Linked DNA regions of Homo sapiens: region 2 is linked to region 1. The links are chromatin contacts, found by Hi-C or POLR2A ChIA-PET in ENCODE. All regions are on one chromosome and are shown on one strand. Each heading gives the region's core, a stretch centred on a gene start or an enhancer-like site at or near the end of the contact. The rest is flanking DNA. Distances are from core to core; before and after follow the strand shown.

What was found. Hi-C counts contacts between places; a loop is a spot of excess contacts on that map. ChIA-PET counts read pairs that join two places held with the same protein, here RNA polymerase II (POLR2A). Pooled maps may share reads with other maps.
Region 2: a loop to region 1 is called in a map of ascending aorta, with 7 times the contacts of the local background. The contact joins the promoter of SNHG22 here to the promoter of HDHD2 in region 1. A Hi-C loop is called at or near these places in 1 of 168 maps with a recorded cell type or tissue (ascending aorta) and 13 of 50 pooled maps. POLR2A ChIA-PET finds 5 or more read pairs at or near these places in 1 of 52 experiments (activated CD4-positive, alpha-beta T cell).

What each region holds. Positions count from the first base shown.
Region 1 is chr18:47,148,980-47,155,518 of GRCh38, forward strand. HDHD2 (haloacid dehalogenase like hydrolase domain containing 2) reads right to left here and starts at 1,521. Exons shown (of 7, transcript NM_032124.5): 1 at 1,399-1,521. It overlaps IER3IP1 (immediate early response 3 interacting protein 1), which reads right to left. Exons shown (of 3, transcript NM_016097.5): 3 at 3,855-6,539. RefSeq lists an enhancer at 930-989.
Region 2 is chr18:49,810,244-49,816,263 of GRCh38, forward strand. SNHG22 (small nucleolar RNA host gene 22) reads left to right here and starts at 3,780. Exons shown (of 4, transcript NR_117096.1): 1 at 3,780-3,819. It overlaps ACAA2 (acetyl-CoA acyltransferase 2), which reads right to left and starts at 3,290. Exons shown (of 10, transcript NM_006111.3): 1 at 3,226-3,290. The coding sequence starts at 3,241. It also overlaps SCARNA17. RefSeq lists silencers at 3,083-3,202, 3,096-3,390, 3,633-3,802.

The sequences.
Region 1 (6,539 bases), core at 271-2,770:
TCTTCATTGCTAATGTAGAAATAATAACACAACTCTAATGGTTGATAAGAGGATTAAAGAAAGTAATACCTATAAAGAATTGTGAATTGTGTCCCGCTCAGAGAAAGGTTGGGTTATGTATGTGGAGGGCTGGGAGAGAGAAGCAAGGAGGGAACATTATGGATATATCAAGGGCTACAAAAATCACAGGATACACATGATGCAAAGTTCTAAAGCATTAGTATAACTTGAGGATTTGAGAAAACACATCTAAATATATATTATGGCATATTATTCAAAACTTGCATACTTACAACAAGAGATTTTAATACAAATTTTCCCTTGGGAAATTGGGGCGCTACAAAACATGCCTCCTAAAACCCCTGGGAAGTACAAATTTTCTTTCCTTCCCTATATGGTTCCAGACTTTTCTGGAACCACTGTAGGCATTCAATAAATGACGGTATTATTCAGCCACTCCCCAGTTAAAACTCTTCCAGTGACTCCCCGCTGACCTCTGGATAAAGTCTGAACAATGAACACTGGTGGACAGAGTCCTGGTTTACCCTCTCCAACACATTTGTCTCTACTAGCACCCAAGTTCCATGGTACTGCAGGCGGCCAAGAGCTCTACACTTTGCCTCCCTCGTTGCGGGACTTTTGTCTGCAACTACTCGGGCCCCTCTACACCCTCATCTCCTGGCCAATCCCTTTAGCCCTCAGTCTCTGATAACCATCACTTCCTCTGGCGTGCCTCCTCTGGGTCCAACTCCTTTTCTCCCAGAGTTAGGCTAGGAGCCACCTGTGGTCCTACTACATTTACCACTGTCCTGGTTACCAGCCCGCGCCTCTCCTACTAAACTGTTAAGCTCTGTGCATAAGGGACTGTGTTGCCTTTCCCACTGGGTTATTTAGGCGTTCAATAAAGATCGTGAATTAACTCATGAATCCCGGTGTCCACAGCTGGAAGGCCCCAACAACAAACTCTTTCAGCACCAACTCAACTTCCATCCCCCCATCTCTTGGCTGGGAAGGGGCCTCAAGACTGGTCACTGCACTCGGTTCTAAACCAAGTACCAGGGCCTTAAAAACGCCAAACTGACCAGGAGGGACGCTAGCTCCAAAATACAGCCCAAGAGCACGCTTCGAGGAATGACTGACACACTAGCTTCACGATCCGCCCCGCAGAGACCCACAGCGCGCCTCGCGCCCAGCTATGCGCACGCGCGGGGCCACTGCAAAGAGGGCGGTTCCGACGCGGAAAACAGGGAATGCGCACAGAGCAAGAGCGCACGGCCCGGCTCGAGAGGAGGGGCGGCCTGGGGGCGCCACTAGTAGTTCCCGAACCCTGTCACAAAATCTGCAGCCTCCCGGCCCCAATTGCGCTTCTTCCTCTTCAGTCCTACAGCGGCTTCTCACCCACACTCCGTACGCCGTCCTCAGGAAAGGCCCCCGCTAATGGCAAAGCCAGCCACCCGCACTGGCCGCGGGTCCTCAGCCGGGATAGACAGCCCCGCTGCTGCCCGACGGACGCCGGAAGTTGGGCCCTGGCCGCGCCGGAAGCCCCGGATTTCCCGGCTCCGCCCCACCCCTTCGCCCGGGATTTCCGCCGAGGCGGTGCAGCTACCGCGCCGTGTTGTCCTCTGTCTGCACCGCCGCTGACGGAAAGCTAGGCCCTTCTGGAGACCCGCTTTCCCAAGGGCGCGGCCTCCTGGGCCGGGATGCACGAGGAAAAATAATCCCCTGCCTTTCTTCGGTAGCTGTTTTCCAGTCCACAGCACCACTGCTGAACCGAGCGTTACTGAGTAGCGTTCTTTGCCTTCACCCCTCCCTTCCTCTACCACTTGTCCACTCTCGAGGTTTAACTAAGAAGTCATACTTTACTAGACAACCCAATCTCAGAAGTCGTCATTTCCCCCTTAGCTACTTGAATAGTACCTGGCACCTCTTGCTTCCTCCATTAACTACTCCCTCGGGCAGCGACGTCCCTCCTTTCCCTCTTCTCTCCCGATTAGAGCCACTACGGGCCGTGCCTTCCTCTTCCACGGGAGCTCTATCTTGGTACACCCAGAACCACCTCCCTCCCTAACCCGCTGCCACACTCGTGGGGGTCTCTACCTGTCTCCTCTTGATCCAGGTAAGTTATGTGGACCTGAATAATAGAGTACAGAAAAGTCACTCTTATGCACTCACTATGAAAATGACTGAACAACTTTCTGGAGCCGTGTTGACATAATAGGATACTCACTCGGGTTACACCTTATACAAGGGTTATACCCCTTGATAAAACCACTGCTCTGTCCTTGACTAGGGACCCATATATGCCACCCGTATGCCACAATCTAACACCCCCACTACCCAAGGCTGCAGTCAGCCCTGTTAGGAGCTGTGACCCATTCTGTCCCTTGGACTAGGAGCCATCTGCTTTTCCTCCCCACTGGATCTGAAGTTTTTTTGTCTTACTCATATATGCTAAGTTTAAGTTTTCTGTGTGAGGGTCTAATTGGTTGAAGGAAAAAGGATTTGGTCCTAGTTTCCCCTTATGAGCCAGCTGTCTTTGACCAGATTAAGACATCACCAAAGGATTTTAAGTGGGTAATATAAGAAGTGTATTTTTCTAAATGCTTCCTCTGCCTGCAGTATGAATAGATAGGAGAGATGCCAGAATGGGTGAGACCAGATAAGAGACCCACTGCAGGGCCACAAGAGAGATACTTGAACTAGAATGTGTGGAAACAAAGCAAAGAGGATAAATTCATAGGAGGCAAAACAGAAACTGGTGACAGATTAGATTGGGGTTAGGGAGAAGGCATCAATTATCAGGCTCCAAGACTAGGCAATTGGGTAGTGTAACTGATTTTTTTTTTTTTTTGGAGACAGGGCCTCACTCTGTCACCCAGGATGGAGTGCAGTGGCACAATCATGGCTCACTGCAGCCATGACTTCCCAGGCTCAAGGGATCCTCCTGCCTCAGCCTCCCCAGACAGCTGGGACCACAGGTGCACACCACCACAACTGGCTAATTTTGATTTTTGTAGACAGGGTGGGGTCCCACGATGTTGCCCAGGCTGGTCTCAAACTCCTGGGTTAAAGCAATTCTTCCACCTCAGCCTCCCAAAGTGCTGGGATTACAGGCGCGGGCACCAATGCCTGGCCTCATTCAGATTATGTGGAATCATGGGACAGGACTAATGGCTTTCTCCTCTCCAAATGGATCTACTTGATGAAAGGCAAGCTAAGAAGAAATTCAGCCCCTCCAAAGGGAGGGACTGGATTCAGAAAAAAAAAAAAAAAAAAGGAGCGGGGGGGCAAAAAACCCAAAGGAGTGAAGCCATAAAGCAGTATCTGAACTGGAACAAAAACAGTAGGAAAAACTTATCTTGATCGTTGATACCCTTGGACATAGCCCACTGTGTCCCAGGTCCTTGCATCGAATGTTTTCACAATATTTGACTTCTAATGAAAAATCAGGGGCCAAGAGAAATCTTAGCAAAGAAGAATTCCATTACCATTGGTATCAAAATGTTATTTTTGTTGTTTTGAGACGGAGTCTCACTGTGTAGCCAGGCTGGAGTGCAGTGGCACAATCTCAGCTCACTGCAACCTCTGCCTCCCGGGTTCAAGCGATTCTCATGCCTCAGCCTCCCAAGTAGCTGGAATCACAGGCATGTGCCACCACACCCGACTAACTTTTGTCTTTTAATAGAGACAGGGTTTTGCCATGTTGGCCAGGCTGGTCTCAAACTCCTGACCTGAAGTGATCTGCCTGCCTCAGCCTCCCAAAATGTTGGGATTACAGGCGTAAGCCACCATGCCCAGCCTCAAAATGTTACATTGGTAATAACTTAGAAACTAATAAATCAATGAGAAAGTGATTTGCTTCATAAGAAACATTTTACTTAAGGAGAACATCTCTTTGGTTGAAGCACATCTAGATACAAACATTAGTGATCTGGAAAAGATATATATATATATCTGGACCAGACTTCTGTTCTGAAGGTTATTGACCAATTTTACAGATAGGACAACCAAAAACTACTGAGGTCTTAGGAAGTTTATTTGCTTTCAGTCACATGGTAAAAGGTTTGCTTGATATATTAGAAATATCTTGCCTCCTAGTCTTTTTACTAGTCAAATATCTTGCTTTCTCTTGTCATTTCACCAGTAATACACATCTAACACATATAGAACACAGATTGCCTACTCTTATTGTATCTAAAGCAAGGATTTTGATGGGGAGAGGAAGGTGGGGGAACTCATTTAGCTTTTTATTTCAATAGCTTTAGGGGTACAAGTGGTTTCTGGTTACATGGATGAATTGTATAGTGGTGTAAAGTCTGAAATTTTAGTGCACCCATCACTGGACTACTGTACATTGTACTCAGTATGTAGTTTCTGTTTCCCTCACCCCCTCCCACCCTCCCTAAAGCAGGGATTTTATTTTTTTATATTTTTACTTTTTTAACTTTTAGGGGTACAGTACATTTGTTAAATAGGTAAACTTGTGTCACGGGGGTTTGGCACAGATTATTTCGTTATCCAGGTGCTAAGCCTAGTACCCAGTAATTTTTCTGGCACTCTTTCTCACCCTCCACCCTCAAATAGCCCCCAGTGTCTGTTGTCCCCCTCCTTATGTCCATGAGGTCTTATCATTTAGCTCCCACTTATAAGTAATAACATGTGGTATTTGGTTTTCTGTTCCTACATTAGTTTGTTAAGGATGATGGCTTCCAGCTCCATCCATGTTCCCACAGAAGGTATTATCTAATTCTTTTTTATGGCTAAAGCAGGGATTTTTATAAGATACTTTTTAGCTATATTTTTGAAAATTTAGGGTTTTATGGAAATGCCTTGGGAAGCCTGACAAGAGTGCAGTGGAGGCTGAATAGTGAGCCTTTGAATCCCAGCTCTACTTCAACTAAAAACAAATAAATGGACCTACTCTCATCTGGTTTAGATACGGGAATGTTACAGTTCTGTGTCAGAATTCCTTTGAAAATCTGGTTCTGCTGTTAACTATAAAAGTTTGAAAACCACTGTACTTGATTAGCGATGAATTTGGTTAATATCTACAGACTAGAGCCAAGAACCTTCGCACAGTTCAGAGACATGCAAACACAGGGCCAGAATACATAAGGACTATAAACATCATCGGTATTTGGAGTCCAGAATCATCACAAATTGTTAATCCTGGTAATAGATAAAGGGGAGGACATGGGCAGGCCAACAGGCACTTAAGTTACTGTCTACTAAAATAACACACTCTGTTTACTGAATCACAACTGCTCTGGGGAAACCAGGGCTGACCAGTGAAAGCTTACAGACCCCTCTTCAGCCACAAACTGGAATTATGAAGTGGCCTCCAGATATGACATATTTTGATGTTCAGTTCAGTGCTTCACTTTCCTCAGAACTACTTGGCTACAGAATACTTTGATCCTGGCCCTTCTGTGACTGCTCCCTGATGGAATATTTGGACAAAATCCCAACACTGAATTAAGATGAAGGTATGCTGTAATGTCTTATATGAAAAATAACATCAGATCAAGGTCTCTCTTTTCTTTCATTTTAAAAAATTTTGTACTGCTCATACCATATGGGGAAATGGGCCTGCCCTCAAGTAACTGCTTCTTTTGAATCTTTTCAGTAGCTCAAACTTGAACTCAGGCATCAGTTCTTTGTAAGGCTAAAAGAACACGGCCTCTAAGTACCAAATTAGTCATTCACATGAGCCAAGTAATCAACTAAGAATCCTTGGTACTTTCCTTGGACTAGCTGCAAGCCTATAGTCCAAAGATCACTGATCTCTAACTTAGGAAAGGCCAAAAGGTACTTAATACCTGCTCCATAGTTTTAGAAGTAACTGAAGTCATGAAATAAAAGGTGCTCATGAGTCTTCTGGATGTATGTCAGCAATTCAGTTAATTCACTGAAGAAAAAAAAATACATGTAAATATTTACTTTCATTAACTCTATACTCGGCAATTTTACAGCAAAGAACATATAATAAGAGGTGTTCACCCAAAATGGAGATTAATGCAGTTAACACTGACAGGTTTATACTAAGGTACAAAAACAAGTGCTTGACTTAGAAATTTAACTTTATTTACAAATGTTCTCCTATAAACAAAGATGCCATTCTACACCTTTAAAATATTGTAACTGATAATTTCCATAAAAACCATTTACATAGTTTCAACCTTTCTGCATAAAACTGTATTATGAGATAGGCAAACAATCTCACAAGATGGTCTGAGACATAAAAACAAAAGACAACCTATCCAGCATCAATGTCCTATTGACAAACTCAATGAAGAATTAAGAATCACACTCCACAATGTGCTGCTCCACCAAGAAATAGAAATGTAATGATTTTTTGAAAGGTAAATGCTTCACAATAAACAGTCTTCTTGGGTAGTACAGTGTAATTGTGATTGTTTAGGACTGCTCTTGTGGGCTAATATTTACGCTGTTGTTTTTTTTAAATCATCATTGTAAAAAGGGCAGACTTATAGATTTTTCTGACAATGAAAATCTGTAGACACTGGTCTGGTCTCATC
Region 2 (6,020 bases), core at 2,530-5,029, 2.7 Mb after region 1:
CGTAACACTCCACACCCCGTTCTCCTGCAGCTTGGCACATCATTGTCAAACTTTTGAAATCCAAAGATAACAAAAATATATAAAGCATCCAGAAATAAAAATGACATATTGCACACATGGAAATGACCCCTCACTTCTCAGAAACAATAGAGCCTAATTTCATTTGTCTCTCTACAAAGTTCCTTTTATGAACTTCTCCCCTATGTCTCATATTCTAAGAAAGCATTTGATAGGGCAGTGCTAGTAGTGAAATATGCAATATCTACAAAGGAAAGGGTGTGCATGGGAAAATAAAAACAAAAAAAAACCTCCCCTTTACCTATATTACTTCTTATTTGATGCTCCCAGACTGTAAAGGTTAGCTCAAGTAAGACCTTAACTGAACTAAAACAATTATTTTGAACAGAGAAAATGTTCTCAATCATATATTTTTGGTTTGGGTTTTTTTTGTTTGTTTGTTTGGAGGCAGGGTTTCACTCTGTCACCCAGGCTGAAGTGCGGTAGTGTGATCTTGGCTCACTGCAGCCTCAACCTCCTGGGCTCAAGCAATCCTCCACCACAGCCTCCCGAGTAGCTGGGACTACAGGCGAGTGCCACCATGCTTGGCTAATTTTTGTATTTTTTGTAGAGACTGGGTTTCTCTATTTTAAAAAATAATTTGTTATTATTATTTTAAATCTTCATTTTAACAAATAATCTGGGATGTGCAGATAGACTATAAAGGTTTAAAGTTTTTTTTTTTTAATTTCATAAATTGTATACCATGTCAATTTTCATTTGATGTCAATTTTACGTGGATACTAAAAGGTCTAAAACTTAACAATCTTTAACACCAAACTGAAATCTCATTTGAACACCCTGAAAATTCAGAGGCTAAAAATTTCCCAAAACTGAAAGACAGTGAAGAGACCTATTAACCCAGAGTGTAGTGAGTCCAAGTAGCTCCAAGAAAGGCCCTGGAAAGATGTGCTGAGTTGACAATACAGGAAAAGCACCACTAGGAAAGAAACAGGAGCACTACCTTTCTATCACATTGTTAGGTAAATATTCACTTAGAGCAACTTCAGGCAGCAACGAGGGCAAATTAAGGAAAGCTGCGGTGGCATCCAGTTGTTTCAAGATTAAGGTAATTTAGCAGCCCTGTCTACTTGCCTTGAAAAAATACACAAACATTCCCAACAAAGCTAGGAGCAGTAGGAGAGCTATGATCTGTCGAGCGAAAACCTCCTGCCAAGTACTGGGATGGGTGCTAATAAAAACCTAGGAGCCGGTTCTTCTTGTTGACTGAAATCTGACAAATTAATGTTAATCCTTAACAAAATTTAACTCAAATGTGTCCTTTTCCCTATAATCAGTCACATGCTCTTCTTTCTTCCCACCCATCCTGCAAACACTTGGTATGCTGCTTGAGAGAAGTTTATCTTTAATGATTCTAGCTGGCCTGTAACATCACTATTTCAAGCTCAAAGCTTGGGTTCTAGTCACAGCCACTAACTACCTGTGTTATTATACACAACCACTTTACCTCTCTCGACATGAGTGTCCTCCTAATTGCTACAATAAGGAAATGGAAAAAAATACGATCACTAGCTCTAACACTACAGTAAATTGTACCAGAAATTTATAAACTTTATACTTCCTTAATACAGGTGTCAATGTGCATTTTTTTCCTTTTTGGGTTTATAGTATTTGTGAAATTTTCAAACAGGTCTGTATTATAAGAAAGGGTAAGAACCACTGATAAAATATTAAAATGATATCAGTAAAAATATTATTTCCTTTTTTAGAAGATAGCTCATGACAATGCACCTTTTAAATGAAGTGTAAATGCCTCGTCTAAAAAAAATTCACCACGCTGCTTTATGAAGTAAATGTAGTAAATTCAGTCAGGAAGGGCACTGGCAAATGAAATCCACGTTGCAGGAAACTGTAAACACTGCATTTGGTCCCAGAATACGGATTTTTCCCTTGATTTGTTCCCATGCCACTTTGGTTCTTCTCACTTTCAGATCCCCCTAACCAATGCTTAGCTGGCATCTCCACTTGGCTGCTTCACAGGCACCAAAAAGTTTTCTGCCTAAAACTGAATTCTCAATCCTTCTTTCCACATCTATTCCTTTCCCAATTTTCCTCACTCTGTAAAGTGGCATCATCATGAACACGGTTCATCAAACCAGACACTTTTCATCATTCTCGACATTTCCTTCTTATATTTACTCCACCACATCCAATCCACTTTCTATCAAATCCACCTCCAAATCTATCTCAACTCATCCCTCCCCTTTTCTCCCCAATTACACTGCCCCACACGAGTCAAAGCCATCATTTGCTGCTCCCTGGACCTCTACAATAGATCCTTAAATGGTCTCTTCGCCATTACACAGACCGCCCCAAATTCGGACAGAGTGGAAATCAGATCCTGTCATTACCCCGCTTTAAATCCCTGTATTGCCTTCCACTGAATTTGGAACAAAACCCCACCTTCTTACAGAGCCCACAGGGCCCTGGAGCACCAAAATGCTTGGTTCTTAGATCCTGCCAAGCTTTTTCCTGTCTCAGGGCCTCGATATGTATTCCACCTCAATGTTCTTCGACTCGTACATCCTTAAAGTAAGATTCCATTGACTGTGCCCACTTGTTTTGAAAAGGGAGTTTATTACACAGTTGTTTTAAACAAGTTCATAACCCTAGAACTTAGGTATAGAGTGACCGCTCTAATCTAAAGCAACAGAAGGGAAATGGGAGCAGGGCAGGTCTTCCAGCAGAACACCAGCTACCATTTCTGCAGGCCTCTCCATCGATTCACCCGGGGAGCCCTGACCACCGAGGCCGAGCGGCGGGCTCCTGTGCGCAGCTGCCCCGCAGCAGGCGCCCGCGGCCTATGGCGCCGCCCCATTTTTTCTAATACTTGGACTCGAACTAGTGGGGTCACTGTTAGGCGAAGAAAGGAATGACCTCCAAGGTCACATGCAAGCAAACTTTGGTCTCAACTAAACAGGAAATTGCACCGAAATCGCTGTCGCTAGCGCCTTACAAGTAAGGGTTTTCTCCTTAACCCAAACAAGCCTTTCGGGCTGGGTTTTTATCACGTCCGCTCCAAAACCGAGGAGGTTGAGTGAACTTCACCCCACGACCCCGACTCTCCGCGGCGGCCGGAAGCGGAGGCCTGGCCTGGGGAGGGCAGGACCCCGAGGGGCGAGGAGAGGAGGAGGGGGCTGCGCTCACCTCGGAGCAGAGCCATGGCGGCTGCTGGGTCGTCGGCGGCGCGGGTCTGTGGTGTGGGGGACGCTGAGCGGCCGCTCGCAATCACCCAGATTTCAAGAGCGTGGGTGGCGCCCCGAGAGCCACGCCCCTGCCCTTTCACCTACTTCCTGGGGCTCCTTGGCGGGGTCCCAGCGTAAGATGGTCCTACCCCACGCGTAGCGCTGCCCGCCTCACCCCAGCCCGAGGGAGCCCAGGGGACGGGGCTCGGATAGACCACAACGCGCCTTGAGAGCGGACTCTTTCCTCACATCCTCATTTTTAGATTTTCTCCGTTTCCAAACCGAGAGAATTTGGTTTGACACCTCTCACCCATCATATCCTAGCCCCGACAGGCGATGACTCTTCCCCTTTGTCTCCGCCAACACCCTAAACACTGGGCAGGAGCCAAGGGCTGAGGAACTTGGCGCGCGGGCGGCCGCGGCCGCCAGCTGGGGGCGGGACCGAACGTCCTGTGGGCGGGGCGCGGCGGCGGCGGCGGGATTGGCTGGGGCGGGCGGGTGCGCAGTCCGCTGGGCAGAGGCTTGGGCCGCCGAGCTGGACCCGGACCGGTTTTGGGTACTGTACTGGGGGCAGGGCAGAGAGGTGGGCGGCAGTTGGGGTGCGGTGATTGTAGTAGGCTAGGGCGCTTTCGGGTCCCCATTGCAGCCCCCGGATGAGCCCGCAGTATTTTCCTTATATGATCAGGTCCCATTGCGGGCGGCGCCGCTTGCCCGGAGCCTGAGAGGATTATGAAAACGTGGCGAGCGAAATGGGGCCAGGGGACCTGGAGCAGGGGCGTGAGGAGAGTAGGCAGCGGGTGAGGCTGGACGGGAGGGAGGTCTAGGGAGGCCTCTGCCGCGGGCACTGTGAGTCCTGGCCGATGATGACGAGACCACTGCGCAATCTGAGTTCTGGGAACCAGGTGATGGAGTATGTTCTGAGAACAGACTGAGGCCGGGCAAGCAGGAGGCGGCCGCGGCAGGGGAGAGGCGGAGAGCCCCTCGATACCAGGGCTCGGAGGGCCGGGCTGCCTAGCGAGGGCTTCTTTTGAGTGCGTAGGGGTGGTGGGTGGCATGGACGGTTTCTCTGAGTCGTCAGCGAATGCCCCCCCTAGAATCCTGCTTTTCAAACACTTTGGTGACACTCTTGCAATGTTGGGGTGTTTTTAAATCCAAATTTGTATTATGAAAACTTACAAACTTACAGAAAAGTGGGAAGACTTGTACAGTGGACACATATCGACCCAATTGTTAACATTTTGCTATATTGCTATCCACCTGTTCTTCCATCAAACCATCTTATCTTTTTAATGCAGACCTTAGTACTCTACACCCATGAACACATCAGCACACATTATTCATTTACAGTTCTTTTTAAGGCAAAATATCCACGCAATCAAATGTACAAATCTTAGACAAGCTTCACAAATGCTCATGTATAGGCCGGGCGCCGTGGCTCACGCCTGTAATCCCAGCACTTTGGGAGGCCGAGGTGGGCGGATCACGAGGTCAGGAGATCGAGACCATCCTGGCTAACACGGTGAAACCTCATCTCTACTAAAAATACAAAAAAATTAGCTGGGCGTGGTGGCGGGCGCCTGTAGTCCCAGCTGCTGGGGAGGCTGAGGCAGGAGAATGGTGTGAACCTGGGAGGCGGAGCTTGCAGTGAGCCGAGATCGTGCCACTGCACTCCAGCCTGGGTGACAGAGCAAGACTCCGTCTCAAAAAAAAAAAAAAAAAAAATGCTCATGTATAGAGTGTTCATTTTTGTACACAGTTTTCTATTCAGTTTGCCTCTACATATTTAAGAAAGGTTAAGTATCACAACTTCCCACTGCAGATCACCATCAGTAGGTCTTTATAGATGTACTGTGTTTTCTCTAATTGGAAATGTCACTAATGAGTGGATTCTAACACCATTCAGTGAAAGGTTTACATATATTAAAACACGTAAATATATGAGAGAATATTGACATAGTCTCCAAGTCTCATGAAGAGGAAAGGGTACCTTTACAATGGATAAATCTTGCGGGTATTACTTCACCAAATTATGAAGTAATGGTGTCCCATCACCAATAAAGGGACAGACTGACGTCATGCGCTCCCCTTGCTACAGCGACAACACAATCTCACTTGCGTAGAATTTCTGCTGAAAACATCTGGCCTGAATCTAATTATAAGGAAACAATGAGACAAATCCACATGGAGGTACATTCCACAGAACAACTGACCTGAACTCTTTAAAAACATCAGTGTGGTGAAAAACAAAAAATGGCTAAAATAGGAATAGTATCACATTAAAGGAGACTAGATATGTGACACATATTGTATGAGATCCTTAATTAAAACCTGGGTTAAAAAAATACTCTAAAAGACAGTATTGGGACAACTGGAGAAACATATAAATTATAGATGACATGGTAATATTGACATTAAGTTTCCTGATCATGATAATTATATTGTAGTTATGTAGAAGATTGTCCTTTGTTCTAAGGAAATACATACTGAAATATATGGGGGTGAAGAATCATGAGCTTGCAGATGACTGGAAAAAATGCATTTATATATATACAGTTATGTGTTGCTTAACCACGAGAATCCATCCTGAACGATGTGCTATTAGGCGATTTCGTCATTGTGTGAACATCATAGATTTCACTTACACAAACCTCAATGGTAGAGCCTACTACACACCTAGGCTATATGGTACAGCCTATTGCTCCTAGGCTACAAACCTGTATAGCATTTTACTCTACTGAACACTGTAGGCAGTTGTAG